2 separate regions of the Mus musculus genome follow, and region 1 is linked to region 2. Evidence: chromatin loops called from intact Hi-C (ENCODE). Cell type or tissue: gastrocnemius. All regions are shown on one strand. Each heading gives the region's core, and the rest is flanking DNA. Links, peaks and the distances in the headings are about the cores only.

Evidence for each region. A loop is a pair of places that touch in the nucleus more often than their neighbours do. Peaks named below come from ENCODE experiments on the same cell type or tissue, not always from the same donor. Only the 100,000 strongest peaks of a DNase experiment are listed, where the experiment ranks them.
Region 1: a loop joins it to region 2, with 4 times the contacts of the local background. A loop is called at or near these places in 2 of 42 quality-filtered maps.

The regions. Positions count from the first base shown.
Region 1 is chr2:138,198,114-138,206,636 of GRCm38, forward strand. No RefSeq gene overlaps it. Among named protein-coding and RNA genes, the nearest start is that of Btbd3, 76 kb to the right of the region's middle. In gastrocnemius, for the core only: no CTCF peak of the experiment used is centred there; no DNase peak of the experiment used is centred there.
Region 2 is chr2:138,301,345-138,309,867 of GRCm38, forward strand. No RefSeq gene overlaps it. Among named protein-coding and RNA genes, the nearest start is that of Btbd3, 27 kb to the left of the region's middle. In gastrocnemius, for the core only: no CTCF peak of the experiment used is centred there; DNase peaks (open chromatin) are centred at 3,668 and 7,523.

The DNA of each region.
Region 1 (8,523 bases), core at 313-8,312, 100 kb before region 2:
GCATTGAATACAAGTAGTTTACAAGGAATGACTCTGAGAGAACAGGGGTAAAGGCAATAATGAGAATGGAGAAAGGGCTCAGTCCAACTGCCCATTATAGATTTGTCCAGAGCTGTGTGAAACTGGAGCTGGGATTCAGCAGGATCAAGATCTATTGTCATTTTTCCTCATCAGCCTAGAGTTATACCAGGTGATATAGGTAACTCAGCACTCCCAAGTTAGGCTAGAAACAGTTTTGCATATGTGATCAAAGTCAAAATAATGGACTCCATGTTTTGGGGTGTGTGTGTGTATACACATGCGTGCATGCGTACATGCAAATGCACATGTGTGAGTGCGTGTGAGCATACGCCTTTAGTTTTGTTTAGTAAGAGAAAAAGATGAAGTTAAGTAGGAAAGGATGGGAGAGTATTTGGGAGGAGCTGGAGGACAGCAAAGAATATGATCAAAATATATTTTATGGAAACGAGAAAAATAAATAAGCCCAAATGATCTTTGTACAACAAGATGCTTCATAGGTGAACCTGAGATAATGTGAGGAATGACTTAGATATAAAAAAAAGATTAATAATGTTAAATGACCTTTCTACACTGGGCAACAAAAGTCCACTTTCCATTGTATCAAGGAAAGAGTGAAAAATATTAGCAAACAACAACTGAGCTCAAAATATTAATAACTGGTGTGCCCAGAGCCCATTGCTAAATTCTCAGATGTTCTGTGAACTAATCCAATGATTCTCTAAGATGACATGGTAGAAACTGGACTGCGGGTGATGCTTCCTGTTGAAGTACATGTCCTTAGTACTCAGGCAGCACTTAAAGCCAGCATCGCAGAGGCTGCAAAGTAAGTAGTTACAGCTGATCACTTTGTAATTGCACTGCTCTAGTTATTGTCTGTATGCTGTTGGCATTCCTCATGATGTTGGGAACTGTGTGGAAGAAGTATGCCTTATGGCTCGGGGCTGCCATCGCCGTTGAACCCAGAATTCAGTGCTGCCATTCTGACAACTCCAATCCAGACAGTGGCCAGTGTGAGTTATTTATACTGTAGAAACCAGCACCTCTACACATCAAACTTTTTTTTTCTTCTCTTTGACAGCAGGATGTTAAACATTTACCAGCATACCGGCAATCATTTTCACTTCTGCTACACTCTCCTGTGTTCTGTTTCCTCCATTTGCCCTCATTCTGACAGTGTTTTATTTATGTTCCTTGAAGCAAGGAACATAAGACAAGATAAAAGGACAAAAACAGCAACTGTTTTCCAGGCTTGAGTTTTTAGAGGATTGGGTGCAGAAGAAGAAAAGGAGCCTGTATTACAAGAAATACAGTAAGTTGGGAGCAAGTAAGATGAGCAAAAATAGAGCCCACCAGCTCATGTGTCCCTTAAACAAAGCAAGGGAGTTAGGTGGACACAGGAGAACAGAATGCTTTCCTAAAAGAAGAATACAGTAAAATTTGGGGTTCCAATGCTTGGGACAGAATTGTTGGAAATTCAGAACAAGTTCAAAGGAATGAAGTGAGGAAAGATTCAGACCGTCATTTGTAAAATTACAGGTTATCAAGAAGACCCAAAGAGAGCAATGAAGCTGATTATGCCCAGATAGTTGCCCCTGGTCTAGACATGGCAACAGTAAAGAATTTAAGGGTCTCTCCAGGTTGTCTATTATGGATGTGATAGAGGAGCACATATATCCATTGTGCTAAGATGGGACATAAAGAGTTCTGTTGATAGAATCTTATGTATCAATAGTAGGTACCAAAGACCAAGAACCAGGGTGAAGCCTGACTCTCAGCTGGTGATGTGAAAAAACAATGTGTTCTCAACCCTATAGTATGCAAGCCAAGAAATAGTGAAAGCCTTAGAGACTAACATGTAGTGCACAGCAAGCATATGGGATAACTGAAACCAAATGTGCGCCTTATTGTGGCACAGTATCTCATCATAGATGTTAGTGAGTATTGCAGAAAATAAAAAGAGGTGAATTTCATATACACCTGAGTTTGTGAAGTTGGATTGGTACCCAAAATACCATGACTCAAACCATGATTTTAGAACACAAGTATTTCTTCTCAGATCTACTGGGCTATTTACCTCTTCCACCACAGTGAGTGTGCCTGCTACTTTTGAGGATCAGAAGTATTTACACTACATAATAGGACATACTGATAATAGAAAATATTGATTGAGCTAATAGTTATGAAATGGGTATCCAAAAATTGCCCAAAGATATCAAGGGACAAACTTGCAGGGATATGTAAGTGTATTGTGAGTCTTTTCATGCCCTATCCTATGTCTAGTAAGCATGTCAGAAATAAATTTTACTGCATCAGCAATGTCCTTAAAGAAACCTATGTTTTCCCTTTTAACTTTTATGCATGACTGTACTATTTTTAGAAATATCGATTGTCCATAAAAGACTTTCAGGCTGCCAACTAAGCCTCAAAGGCTAATTGGGCTGACCAGCACAACCATAAGCTGGAATGCAGATTTGGGAAAGAAAAATGTGTCTATACCTAAGTGAAGCTGAAATGACATGTCAGTTTTAAGTTACATCATTAATGAAGCAAAGAGATAATTCATACATACAGTAATTGATCCTTTTCTGTCAACCTGCATCTCAGGGTAGGATAAATGTGGAGCAGGGCTATAGCAAGCATACCAAGGGCACAAAGCATTAGCAAGGGAAGTGTTTCTAATAGAAGCCCCTAGGATAACCCATGACAAATGATGAAAAAACTACTTAATAGTATTAACTGCTTTCATTCTTCAGCTTCTCATATCTTTTTTCCTAGAACTTAATGGCTATGGTCTTATCCATAGAATCAGGCATCCATATATTGGCATGGCTATGGTCTTATCCATAGAATCAGGCATCCATATATTGGCATAGACACCAGCTGCTTTTTTCCTTGTTTATCACCCTAAGTTTTTCTTGGGATCAGGTCTCAAGAGTAATTCTTATCCTTTGGTACTGTAGGATTTCTGGACCTCAAGACTGGATTTTAACAAGCTGAAAGCCTATGCATTTGCTTAAAGATGAAGGTGTACATGAGGAAGGCTAAGATCATCCTCTTCTTTTTTCTTGGATATTTTATTTATTTACATTTCAAATTTATCCTCTTTCCTGATTTCACCCCCCAGAAATGACCTATCCCATCCCCCTTCCTCCTGAGTCTATGAGGGTATGTCCCCACCTAACCCCCCCCCGACTCCTACCTCCCTGTCCTGGGTCATCGACCCTTCACAGGACCAAGGGTCTCTTCTTCTCTTGATACCCAACAAGGCCATCCTTTGCTACATATGAGGCTGGAGCAATGGGTCCCTCCATGTGTACTCCATGGTTGGTGGTTTAGACCCTAGGAGCTCTGGTTGGTTGATATTGTTATTCTTCCAATGGGGTTGCAAACCCCTTTAGCTCCTTCAGTCATTTCTGTAACTCCTCCATTGGGGATCCATAATCAGTTCAATGGTTGGCTGTGAGCATCTGCCTCCGTATATATTAGGCTCTGGCAGAGCCTCTCAGGAGTCAGCTATAACCAGCTCCTGTCAGTATGCAATTCTTGGCATCCACAATACTGTCTGCATTTGGTGGCTGTATATGGGATGGATCTCCATGTGGGGCAGTCTCTGGATGGTCACTCCTTCAGTCTCTGCTCCGAACTTTGTCTCTGTAACTCCTTCCATGGGCATTTTGTTCCCCCTTCTAAGGAGAACCAAAATACCCACACTTTGGTCTTCCTTCTTCTTGAGCTTCATGTTTCCTGGGTATTCCGAGTTTTGGGGCTAATAGCCACTTATCAGTGAGTGCATACCACGTGTGTTCTTTTGGATTGATTTACCTCACTCAGGATGATATTTTCTAGTTCCATCCATTTGCCTGTGAATTTCATGAATTCATTGTTTTTAATCGCTGAATAGTATTCCATTGTGTTAATGTATCACATTTTCTGTATCCTTTCTTCTGTTGAAGGACATCTGGGTTCTTTCCAGCTTCTGACTATTATAAATAAGGCTGCTATGAAGATAGTAGAACATGTGTACTTGTTATATGTTGGAGCATCTTTTGGGTATATGCCCAGGAGTGTTATAGCTGAGTCCTCAGGCAATACTATATCCAATTTTCTGAGGAACCACCAGACTGATTTCCAGAGTGGCTGTACCAGCTTGCAATCCCACCAAAAATGAAGGAGTGTTCCTCTTTCTCCACATCCTCAACAGCATCTGCTGTCACCTGAGTTTTTGACCTTAGCCATTCTGACTGATGTGAGGTGGAATCTCAGTGTTGTGATGAAAACTGCATGGTATTGGTACAGAGACAGGCAGGAAGATCAATAGAATTGAAGACCCAGAAATGAACCCACACACCTATGGTCACTTGATCTTTGACAAAGGAGCTAAAACAATCCACTCAACAAAAGACAGCATTTTCAACAAACGTTTCAACTGGAGGTCAGCATGTAGAAGAATGCAAATAGATCCATTCTTAACTCCTTGTACAAAGCTCAAATCCAAGTGGATCAAGGACCTCCACATAAAGCCATAGTCACTGAAACTAATAGAAGAGACAAAGAGGAAGAGCCTTGAACACATGGGCACAGGGGATACATTTCTGAACAGAACACCAATGGCTTATGCTCTAAGATTAATAATAGACAAATGGGACCTCATAAAATTGCAAAGCTTCTGTAAGCCAAAGGACACTCTCATTAGGACAAAATGGCAACCAACAGATTTGGAAAAAATCTTTATGAATCCTACATCCAACAGAGGGCCAATATCCCATATACAATGAACTCAAGATTTAGACTCCAGACAATCAAATAACCCTATTAAAAATTGGAGTACAGAGCTAAACGAATTCTCAACTGAGGAAACTCAAATGGTCGAGAAGCACCTAAAGAAATGTTCAACACCTTTAGTCATCAGGGAAATGCAAACCAAAGCAACCCTAAGATCATCCTCCTGTGGGCACCTGACCATTGTCTTTAGAATTTTTAATTACAAGAGCATTTCAGGCACAGTGATAAACAATCAGCAAATTTGGTTTTTTTCTTCCACTTTACCTTTCAAGTTATTAAAAATTGATGAACCTTCTGTGGTATTTCGAACAATGTCCTCTAGTCCTACATTTTAAGACTATGTTCAGCATTCATTTGGCATAGATTTAAAGAAATAAGCCTACATGACCTAGATAGCAAATTCTAGGCTTGCTAGGGAATAGACTGTGAAACCTACATTTAAAGAAATGGCATCTACCAGATGAGGTGTGCAGGATGTTCCCACTGATGCAATAATAGTTGCACTGGTATGTGACACACTGCTATGGAGTAACCAACGGTTTTCTGGTTAGATTTTAGGCCTACTCCACAGGAGGAAATTTCATTTTCTACATGGAACTGTAAATCTGGCCAAAAGTTCATAACTGTGGAGATCATGGATCTTGGGGAGACCTGGACTGCTCTCAGCCTTGGTCTGCTTAATTTCTTTGTAATAGACAGCAGTTGGTGCAGAGACTTATATGTAGCCAAAATGATTAAAACAAGTGACTATGAGTGACCATTACTAAATGAAGCATCTTTGTCACACAACCCCTGATGAGGATTAGGAAACACCACAGAAGAGGGGGGAGAAGGAAAATAAGAGAAGAGTAATATGAAATGTTATTTTCTGGATATGACATGGCTGTGAATCCAAAAGGACAAAACTCCATCACAAACATCACAGGACCTCTTGAGAGTCTGCATTCTACCAAACATGCTGATAGAGAGACAATCCTTCTTGGCTCCGGATGTAGCCCCCTGGTTGATTACCAATATTTCAACCTTATACCTATGCACATGTGGGCAGAACAATTTGACTTACTTTTTTTTTTTAAATTGGGAAAGTACATATTAAGTAAGATTTAGGGGAATGTGGAGAGGGAAATTGGGTGGTAGATTTAATTTATGTAAAAAAGAAATAGCAAAGCACAAAGTCAAACAAACATGCAACAATGTTTAGACTGGTTGGCTATTAAACCATCCTAATAGTCCATGTGACAACTAAGGGTGGCCTCTTGTAAACGTCCTTCAGCCTTCTAAGTTTTAGGATCCACGGGTGTAAACCATAATTCTTTCAAGTGTCTTGAAGGTGCAAATCACAACATGGCAGCCTCTCAGCAATGCCTATGTAACCTTATGAAAGAACAGAGCCCACCTTAATGAGTGAGGCTCCCAGGATGGAAGGTAAAGTTGGTCTGCCTACTTTTGCCTAAGTAAAAGTCTTTGCAAGTTCTTAGACTAGAGCTCTATGTAGCAAGTGGTCCAGTCTTATATATTCCCTGTCTTCTTTCTCCTTCTGAGTAAAAGAATAGAGTAGTCAAATTTGCTGCATTTTTTTCACTTTGAGACAGAGACTCTATATAGCCTAGACTGTCCAGAAACATACTATTTGTGCCAAAAATTTGAACATTTAGGTGCTAGAATCTTCCTTGTGGAGCTGTACTATTCCTCAAAGTGTGGTCTTTGGACTTTAAGTACCATCAGAACTGCTATGAGGACTTAAAAGTGAAGATCTCTGGCTTCATCCCAAAGCTGATAATCAAAAGCTGAGGATTCAGGGTCTTCTGATTCTGATGCAAGCTCAGGTTTGAAAAGTATGAAGTAAAACAGGACAGCATCTTTAGCACTGCTTACAGAGGCAATTAGGGTCACAGACATCGGAGTCAGACTGCTTGCTTCCTTCATGTACAAGGTGCCAATCTTGCGACATTTCTCAACCTTTGTGTCTGTTTCCTCATCTCTGCAAGGGTCATTAGTAATGCAGAATTCAAATGATCATGGAGCCATATTTAGTATTTTTTAGGTGTTCAAAAAGGACCTGTCATGATTATCTAAGTACTACTTTGATCATATTGGCAATGGCTCTGATCGGTGGAGATACTAAATACAAGGTAGTAAGGTCTTAGAGTTTGAATACCAATTCCAGTCCATTTTGGCTCTAAAGTTCAAATTAAAAATAGCTAATCAAAAAGATGCATAGCATATAAATCTCTGAAGTAGAAAAGGACTGATAGGCATTTCCTGGAGCAACTGTGGAAACAAAGAGGTTAAAATAGTGCACAGGACATGGCACTTACCTAACACAAATCTGTATGTTTGTAGTACAAGATACTCATTTTCTTCCATCTTTATGAATTCTTAGGTGAGGATCGTTGTAGTAAAAGATAGCTTAACAATAAGAAAAGCCTAGCTCTTTAATATGTGTATTTCATGTAGTTTCACGGTTAGTGGGAATTACCCAGAGAATAAGTAACTCTAGTTGGTGTAACAACAAAGGATAATCAATCTTTGGAGAAGTGGTCAAGATTAGGGTGACTTTTGTATCATTAAGGGTGACAAATTGTGGGATGGTAAATGTGTGGTCGATAATGTTTTGTAGGTTGCTCTAATACAATTCTGGGCTAACAAGGGTCTAAAGTTTACCTAGGTGATTGAACTTGTGTAATTTATGTTCTGCCTTTAGGCAAATGGGGGTGGGGGATGGGAGCTATTTTGTGTGTCTTTTCCATGGCCATCTATTATAACTTTCTGAACAAAGTATAATCTGGGGTGGGAGGGCCTGCTCTCTGTCTGTGACGGTTAGTTTTAACTGTTGTCCTGAGGTAACCTAGAGTCAACTGGGAAGTGGAACTCAGTGGAGGATTATTTAGAACAGGTTGGCCTGTGACTTTGTGTGTCTCAAGCTTTGTGTGTGTTGAGGTGGAAAGAGCCACTTAGAGCAAAATTGTTTCCTAGGTCTAGAATTGTATGAGTGGATTTAGAAATAAACCAGGGCACAAGCAAGCAAGCACACATTTATTTCTCTATGCTTGTGTCTGTGTACACGATGACACTAGATCTTCGATGTACCTGCTACTTTTTATCACCTTCTATGATAGACCTTTTATAATGTTACCTCTACTGTTAGGTGAAATCAAACCCTTTTCTACTAAGATGCTTTTTGTCAAGGTGTTTTATCTCAGAAACAGAAATCAAACTAGGAGAGTACCACATTAATACTAAGATGTATTGTTGCTAAACAGAATCTGTGTGACAAAGCTGTAGCTAGGGCCAAGGGTTCTAGAAAAGTGGTCAATACATTTGATTTGAGCATCACTACCCAGAATCTTCAAATTACCTAGTCAGTCCATTGTTTCTCACCCGGGATCTCAGTGTTTATAAAACATCAAGAGAGCACATAACATATTAGGTATGATTTTCTAGAGGAACACAATCAATAGACTGTGTATATGTAAATAATAGAAAGTGATTTATTAAACTGGCTTACAGGATAGGAGTGAGGTAAGGCAGCAATGCCATTCTGCAGGTTGTAGGGTCTGAAAACCATGTAGCTATGCATCCCAGTAAAGCTACTATGCTCAACCTCTGTGGCTGTCTTCAGACTCTCTCCAAGTCATCGCCCACCCAAAATAATGAACATCTCACTTCTAATGCTGTGTATTTACTTCAGTAATTGAAACAGTAAAAATGGACTCAGAC
Region 2 (8,523 bases), core at 403-8,402:
AGCCATCCTCACAAAAGGACTAAGGTAATTTTCCTGTGAAAAGATGCAAATAGTTTGGAATTGAAACCTCTTCCAATAGCCAGAAAGCATGTGAGGTTGTTGGCCAGGCAAGGCTTTCAGGAGTTGGGAGAGAAGACAGCTTCTCAACGACACAGTGTAAAATTTTGAAATGCTAATATTTTGACAAATAGTCCTTAAGTTGCTTATTGTTGCTTAGTTAGAACTAAAGCAAACCAGCAGCTTGGGGCCCTAAACTAGCCCCCAAAGATGATGGGTAAACCACATCCAGGCCATCAAACTCGCCGTGCCATCCTAACTCACAGCTACGTAAAACTGAAAGATAAATTCATAAGGAGAAGTGTATTGCAGACATTCATCTTGAGTTTGTGGCCACAAACTCTTAACCGATCAAAATGGTTAGACCAGTGTTAATACTTTTGACCGTTTCTTCCGTGATTGGTCGAAGGGCTGAAGCAGTTTTCCTGCCTATCACTCATGCCATCCAGGGCAGTGTGCCATCTTTATGCCCACCTCAGTAAAAGGTTCTGGGGATGAATGGATGAAGACTGGTTACAACTGGCTTTAATTTCTTTTCCTGGTCTAACCTGCCTTGCTCTTTGATATTCTGCTCTCTTACTGCTCTCCCCTTTCCTTAAAGCTTGCTTAACCTTCCTTCAAGTCTCTCTCTGATTCTTTATCTGAAAAGGTGTTCTAGGGGAAGTATCTATAACCCTAGGGCACCTCACCTAGGGACCAAGGTGACTTTTTTGCTATCAGTTAACAGCAGTTGTTACCAGCTTCTTGAGTGAGTCATCATAGAAGCAGAGCCTTTCTATCCCAGTCAGACCTTCAGCTCACACCTAGCCTATATCTTAGTGTGAGACCCAAGAAGAACTTCCCTGCTAAGCCTGACCCGGATTTGTGACCCAAATAAAGTGTATGGGGGTAATAAACTTGTAATATTTAAGCCCCTACAACAGTAAGACAACCAGTTGGGGATAACCAATACAGACCTTGTAACCCAAATAAACTCAGACAGGATGTGCCTTCTCCCAGATTCTATGAATTCCATATTTTTTTTATTGGTTTAAATTCCAGTAGGCTGAGATGACTGAGTTCTGCTTCAGGAGGCTATAAAAGGCTATGTTCATAAATATGGCAAGAGGAGTCTAAGACAGGAGGAGGAAACTGTACACACTTTTCAATCCTCTACTTGTGTCAAATGTATTACTGTCCCATTGTTTAAAATAAAAGACCAAATGTAGTCATCTGGTGAGGTAAAGATACACAAGGGCATGATGCGGGCAATTGAGACACTAGGGTTATCGATACTGTTTAATTTCTATAGATGTTAAATCCAATTTAATTTATTCTACTATTTATAATATTTAAAGTTTATTTTAATGTGTATTTATGCTTTGTCTTCATGTATGTCTCTGTACCCCAGAAAGAGGGCATTGGGCATAGATTTGCAGATAGGTGTGAGCTATCATGTGGGCTCTGGGAATTAAACCCAGGTCCTCTGGAAAAATAGCCAGTGTTCTTAAGTGCAGAACCATATCTCCATCATTAATTTTCTTTCATTTTCAATCAACAAATCCGTACATATAATGTTTAAAGTCCTTAACAGTCCATCCCACCAATATTCATATCAAAATCTCTTGGAGTTGTTTTCTTGCTACACTCTCCATAAGTTTTGATGTGCTACCTGCTAATAAAATCTGAGTACTTACAAATATGATTTAAAAAAAAATTCCATTACACCGTTGTCTTAGAGCTGTAATCTACTTTTCTAACACACACAAGTTCCTTCCTGCTTGCTTCTAAGAGCAGCACTGAGAAACAAAGATGAAAACCACCTGCTACCAGAAACCCACAATTATTTTTCTCTGTACTAGAAGGTGCCTCTGTCCCCTCAGTTCCTGGTCAATGTCTGCCCTTTGAAATGGAGCCTCCAGAAGTGATTTCATACTGAGTTGTGTTTAGACAACATTTTCTACCTGCCAGGATACAATGAATCTAATGTATATTCCTGCTTTTTATATTTTTATTTAATGGTTTTAAACTTATTTTAATCTATTTCCAGTGTATTAAAAGGAAACACAATAGTACATAAACACTAGGAAACAGACTGAAGCAACACTTGACAGTGTTTTGAAGTAAAGTTGTCTAGAGGTTTCCTTGCATTGCTTGCCATTACAGGAGGTTGATCTGTTATAGAACCTTCCAGAAAAAGTACCATGGGTGGTAGTGGCCTTGTATGTTGTTGGATATTCATAGGAAGTATGGCATCTTTCTTCTCGGAAGGCTTTGTGAGCTCCAAAGGTGTGAGATTTGGCCTGTTTTCACACGGAGTGTGAGAACCTGTCAGTACTTTAACAAATGGTACCAGGAGATGTAGATAAGAATTTTCAGTAACTTGAGCCTTCAGAGCCAGTGATTGTCAGTTTTGTTGAAGCAAGCATTTCCTCTGAGGTTCTAGGGATGCTGTGTTTTGAGTTAGAGGCCCTCAGTCCAGTGGAGCTGTTCAGACACACCTATCTCCTTCCATCCTCATCCACCTGGGAAGTCTGGTGAAGCCATGATGGAAGAGGACAAACAATATCCACTCAAAGACTGCATAATCTACTCTCCCCACATTTCTCCTACACCCTGCTGAGTGTTCCCCGCTGTTCATTAAGGCCTTCATTTCTTCTTTGGCATTACACTTCCAGGTAGATGACATCATATGGATTGGGTCCACTGTCTTATTGGTTGCAGAAGAATCTAGGATTTAACATGCAGTCAAGACTGTCTTAAGAAAATCTATGAATCAGTTAACTGTTGCCAGGTAACAAACTACCACAGTATTCAGATGTTTCAAATTGATAGTTCTCAAATTTTCTGATGCTGTGACACTTTAACACAATTTCTCATGCTCTGGTGACCCCCAAACATAAAATGACTTCATTACTACTTCACAACTGTAATTTTTCTACTGTTGTGAACTGTAATGTAAATATCTGATATGCAGGATATCTGATATGCGACTCTAAAGGGGGTTGCAACCCACAGGTTGAGAACCCCCATTTTAAACACTTAGGGTTTGTTATAAGTCATACCTCCATAAATGTGTTATTCAGCTCTTCTCAGCTGACCTTTCCTGTGTGCCTGTGGACAGCAGTCCAGGAAGGACACTCTCTTGTGTTTGAGGGTGGGCTGTCTATAGGTTGGTCTGGGTTGGGCCCAGTTGATGTGACTTATCTCTGTTTCATGTGACCTCTCACATCCCATCAGGATAGCTTTAGTTTGTCCTCATATTCAAGGTAGTAAGCACTTTGAGACAGTGACTATGAAGTTCTCTTGAAGCTTAAGCTCCAAATAATCACTTTAGCACATCTGCCATCCTGTGTTGGCTAGTATAAGCTGTAAGACCAGAAAACTTCAAAAGGTAAGGAAAGAGGTTGTACTTTGTGCCGATAGAAACCATAAGGTTATTATTATAAAGGTTATAACTTCAGAGAAGTGTTGAAAATTGGAGACATTTCTGCAAGCAGTCTTCCAGAGTCAAGATAAATGTCAATATGAAGATTGACTCTCTTTGTCTCACTGCTGGATATAAAGAAAGTAGATGTGAGCCCCCAGTGTTGCTGGCATCTTCACTCCTACTAGGAGGGAAGCCAGCCAAAGGACCAAGCCAACACACAGTGAGAAATAAGGCAAGACGCACAAGAGGAAAGTACTGAAGCTCCCATGATATTGTTTACTCCTGAGTATTGGCCAACAACCCATATCCCTCCTTGGATCTTACAGATAACACTAGTCAATTCTGACATTATCCGGGCCTGTGGGATTGGTGTTTTATTTTTAGAACACAGACACACAAATGGTCCCATAATTCAGTGAAGGAATACTTCACTTCTCTTTAAAGTAGTGCCTCCCCACCCACGAAAACCGAGGACCTTCTGTGGAAGTGAAGAGAGTGTACAGGATTGTCGAAGGCAGTGACTAATAAGAAAATCAGCATCTTAGGACTGAATAGCAGGAGAGCTTACTCCAAAGAAACTCATATCAGTGACTCTAATCCTGCATTATGGAATATTCAACAGGCTGAAAGGGTCACTTAAATTTTCAGATATAATTTACTGTCTCTTATGGGAGAAATTACACGTTTCAGTAGACAGTTACTCGAGCTCTTTTTAATTTACATCTTCTGAAATGTTCCTTCAGTTTATTTTCTCCATATTTCCTCCAGTCAAGATTTCTGTTAAATATGTATTTATATCCATAAATGTTATTCATATACTAAGTGTACTTGCCACGAACTTACTTTCCATTCCTTTAAGATTCTTAAATACTTTTTTGTAAGAATTAAACTCTCTCTCTCTCTCTCTCTCTCTCTCTCTCTCTCTCACACACACACACACACACACACACACACAGACACACACACACAAATACACACACATATTTTCAGTAGTTAAAATTTTCACTTGTTTTGAGACAGCACTAGATAGCCTGGAACTTGCTATGTAGACTAAATTTCAAACACAGTGAGAGCTACTTGCATCTACCTCTCGGGTGCAGAAATTGTGTGCCACTATACCCAGCCCCAGTAGTCAATTGTTAAATGCTGTAGATTCACGGAGAACAATGAAACACATCTTTGCAAAGTATTCATGGCTTCTGTTAGTCACGCTTTACTCATTTTAACAATAAGTAAATGTATCAAGCTTCAACATTCAACATCACTAGAAGCAATAATATTACATGGTTCAGCTCTGAAGACGGAGGAGGCATTCTCAATCTACTATGATAAGAGGTCAAACATGGATGGAAATGTGGTGATAGAACATAGGAAGTCATACACAATTTTAGATCTAAGTATCAGGAAGAAAAGTTGTGAACAAATTTTTATCAAGCTTGAGTTAGGTCTAGTCTAGAAAGCGTTTGTAAATATTTCAAATATAAAGACTGAGTAACAGTGAACGTCTGAGAATTTCCATCTCAGCTCAATGATGTAGAATGTTTGGCTTAAGCAGAATAACCACATACATCACTGTATTGCACATCAGTGTTGTATATACACTGCACAATATCAAAAGCACTGGTCATATAGACTGTGAAGTAAATGAATCTCCCTGCACTTGTATGGACACAGTGTATAATCAGCCTATGTGTGGTAGCTGTGTATTAACATCCCTTGTGTTATTTGTTAAACAACTGCTTAGAAATGCTGTCAAGTTTAATAAGCTCTGTGTATCTTATGCTTCAGTCCTTTGTTCTAAGATTGTGATGGTTTGGATGAGAAATGTTCCCCATATGGTCAAATATTTGAACACTTGGTCCCCTGTTAGTAGTGCTGTTTGGGGAGGTTTAATGGCCTTGCTGGAGAATATACATCATTGAAGAAGGATTTGAGAGTTCATAGCCTCAGACCTCTTCCAGTTTCCTGTCTCCTCTTTGTGTTTGTGGTTGGAGACTGGATCTCTCATCTTTCTGCTCCAGCTGCCTGCTGCCAAACCTCTCGCACCAATATGGATTCTCTGTCTGGGAATCTAAGCAAAAAAAAAAAAAAGCTCTTTCTTCATAATAATTGGTTTTGGTCATGATGATTTATCAAAGCAACTGGGAAGTAACTAATACAAAGCATTTCTTACTAAGAAAAAATGTGGGCCTAGAGTCACTTATTGAGAGTGCCCCTGTTTATTTTGCATCAAGCCTCTCCCAGGAGAATGACTATGGCTGGAAAGGAAAGAGGTAGTATTCACCTCACTTTATCCAGTCGGTTGTTTTGGTTGTTTCTCAGGAGCTATCACCAGCCAAACATGATTCTTCCTTTTCTTGAGAAATGCTTTCTTCACAGATAGCAGCCTTTCTACTGTCTATGTAGAGGTTTTATGGACACCCATCACTGTGATGGAGTCTCCACATATGCCTTCCTTACACTGTCAACTTTTAGGGAAAATATGTGTTGTCCTCAGATATAATAGTAAATGCTCTAACTTATTATTTTCTCACTACTCCACACTGTGCAAATGGCCTTACTATCTTCACAGTCTCTTTCAAGGTAGTTATAGCTTTCCTGGATCCCAAATTTTAAAGACATTTAATCTGAAAATATTAAATAATTTAAATCAAACTAGCCTAGAACCTGGGTCACAGTGTCTTCAACAAAAAAACCCTCTCAGACATGTCACAGAGGATTTTCAACAGAGCCAAGTCTGGAATAGGATATTATGGTGATTTGAATGAAAAGAGATCCCCTAGGCTCACAAGAAGTGACACTATTAGGAGATGTGGCCTTGTTAGAGTAAATGTGGCCTTGTTGAAGGAAGTGGTCACTGGAAGTGGGCTTTAAGGTCTCAGATGCTCAAGCCATGTCCAGTGTGTCAATCACTTCCTGCTTTCTGGAGATCCAGATGTAATACTCTCTGCTATCTCTTCATCACCATGTTTGCCTGCATGCCACCATGTTTTTCACCATGATGATAATGGACTAAACTTCTGAACTGTTATTCAACCCCAATTAAATATTTTTTCTTTATAAGAGTTGTCCTGGTCTTGGTGTCTCTTAACCTAACCCTAACCTAAGACATATCTGTAAGCATTGGGGCAGACAGTGTCTTACTCCATCATCATATTATCTGTAGAGTTCACACTTAGGGGATTGGGAGCTGTGTTTCAGAGAGAGATTAGAGAGGGCAGTTATTTATGCAGTAACTCTGTCTCTTGTTGGCTGTCTCAAATTATTGAACTACTTCTAGCCATCCTGGTGTGTGTGTGTGTGTGTGTGTGTGTGTGTGTGTGTGTGTGATCTATGTGTTTCCTTTGCGTCATGAAAAAATATACTTGATCCATAGAAATATGGAAAGTAGTTGAAAGCTTTGTTCTGGTTCACAGTTTAAAGGGTATTAGTTCATTGGGGTAGGGAAAGACATGGTGGCATGGTGGCATTCATGGTGGGAAACTTGTGGCAGAGTCTATCCCATTATGGAATACCAGGAAGCAGAGAGCATGACAAGAACCAATGGTTAGACTATACTCTTAAAATACCTACCACTAGTGACAGATTTCTCCCAGACGCACCTACTAAGATTTCCAAAATTTCTTAAAATAGTGCCAACTTGGAGACCAATGCTTTAAAATATAAGTTTATGTATGACATTTTAAATCCAAATATTAACAAGACACAAGCAGAAACTTGAACTTATTACTTCTGCTCTGTAATGCCTATTATAAGAATGAGTCTAGGCCACCTTGATGGAGGGATCTGAAAGACATGAAGTTAGGAGAAAAGACATCCCGCTAAGGCCTTTCCAGTTGCCATATTAACCTTTGGAAGCATGAACAAGCCCTGCCCAGATCAGGTGACCTGACTCCAGATCACAGAATAGTTCAATGAACCCATAGATTCATCGATAACCACAGCAGCTATTTGATGTCAGAAGCATCTACATTTGTTATATAACAATAGATAACTAGTGCAGTTACCATGGGTTGTTTCTGGACCACAGCCAGTGAAGCATCCATTGCCAAGCGGCCTTTGGATGCATGCTGATGGCAGCACAGATGTTCTGTGAGAACAAGATGTAGCAGCTGGCACCATATGACCTTCCAATTGACAAAGGCCACCCACAGAGTTTATGCCATTACTGGACCTGCTCATTGCTAAGGCTGTGTGTTATGATTTTAATGTATTCCTTTCAAAATTCTTGTGTTCAAACATAACGACCAATGTGATAGTATTAAAAGAGGACCATTAAAAACTTCTTAGGTCATGAGGGCTCCTCCTCCCTCATTAGTGGAATTTTGGTCCTCATTAAAGATGGGTTACTTAGCCTTTGGCCCTCTTGTCCTTCTGCCATGAAAACACATGTCATCACTCCCCTCTGGAGAACGCAGTAAGCAGGTACATTTTTCCAAGTTCCGAGCAGTATTCTGAATTTTCCAGTGATTTGATCTTGGACACCACAGCCTCCAGGTTTACTTAGGAAGGTATTAGTGTTATAGAGATTTCACATTGCCTGTTGGGACATTTGCTTTTGGAACTCTGAGCTAGTGGGGGTGATGGTAAGGAGGCATGAGGCTGCCGTGCTGGGGGAAATGGAGATATTCCACATGGAGATATTCCAGTCACCACTCAATACATGTCACAGGTAACAGCAAACTTTACCACCAGATGTGTCCATGTAGCTCAAGCACCCATTATCAAGCACAGCAGCCTAAAGCTGAAGTCCTGGGTAATGCTCTGGGGACAGTCTTCCCCTAGTGTGCCTTGTTCAAATTCTTCAGCTATGTAATCTATAAGCAATAGGTGATTTTTTTTTTTTTTTTGGTCTTATGGGGTGACTTGAAGTAGCAATGGAAACATCATTTAATTATTTTATCTGTTACTTAGTATGGCCAAATTGCATTGTCTACTGGTTGATTGATTGATTGATTGATTTTTTTCTCATATCCTATTCTCCCTATTAAAAATTAGAGTAGCTCTGCTACTATAGTTACTTATATTGACCAAGATAGTATTAGCACATAGTGGTC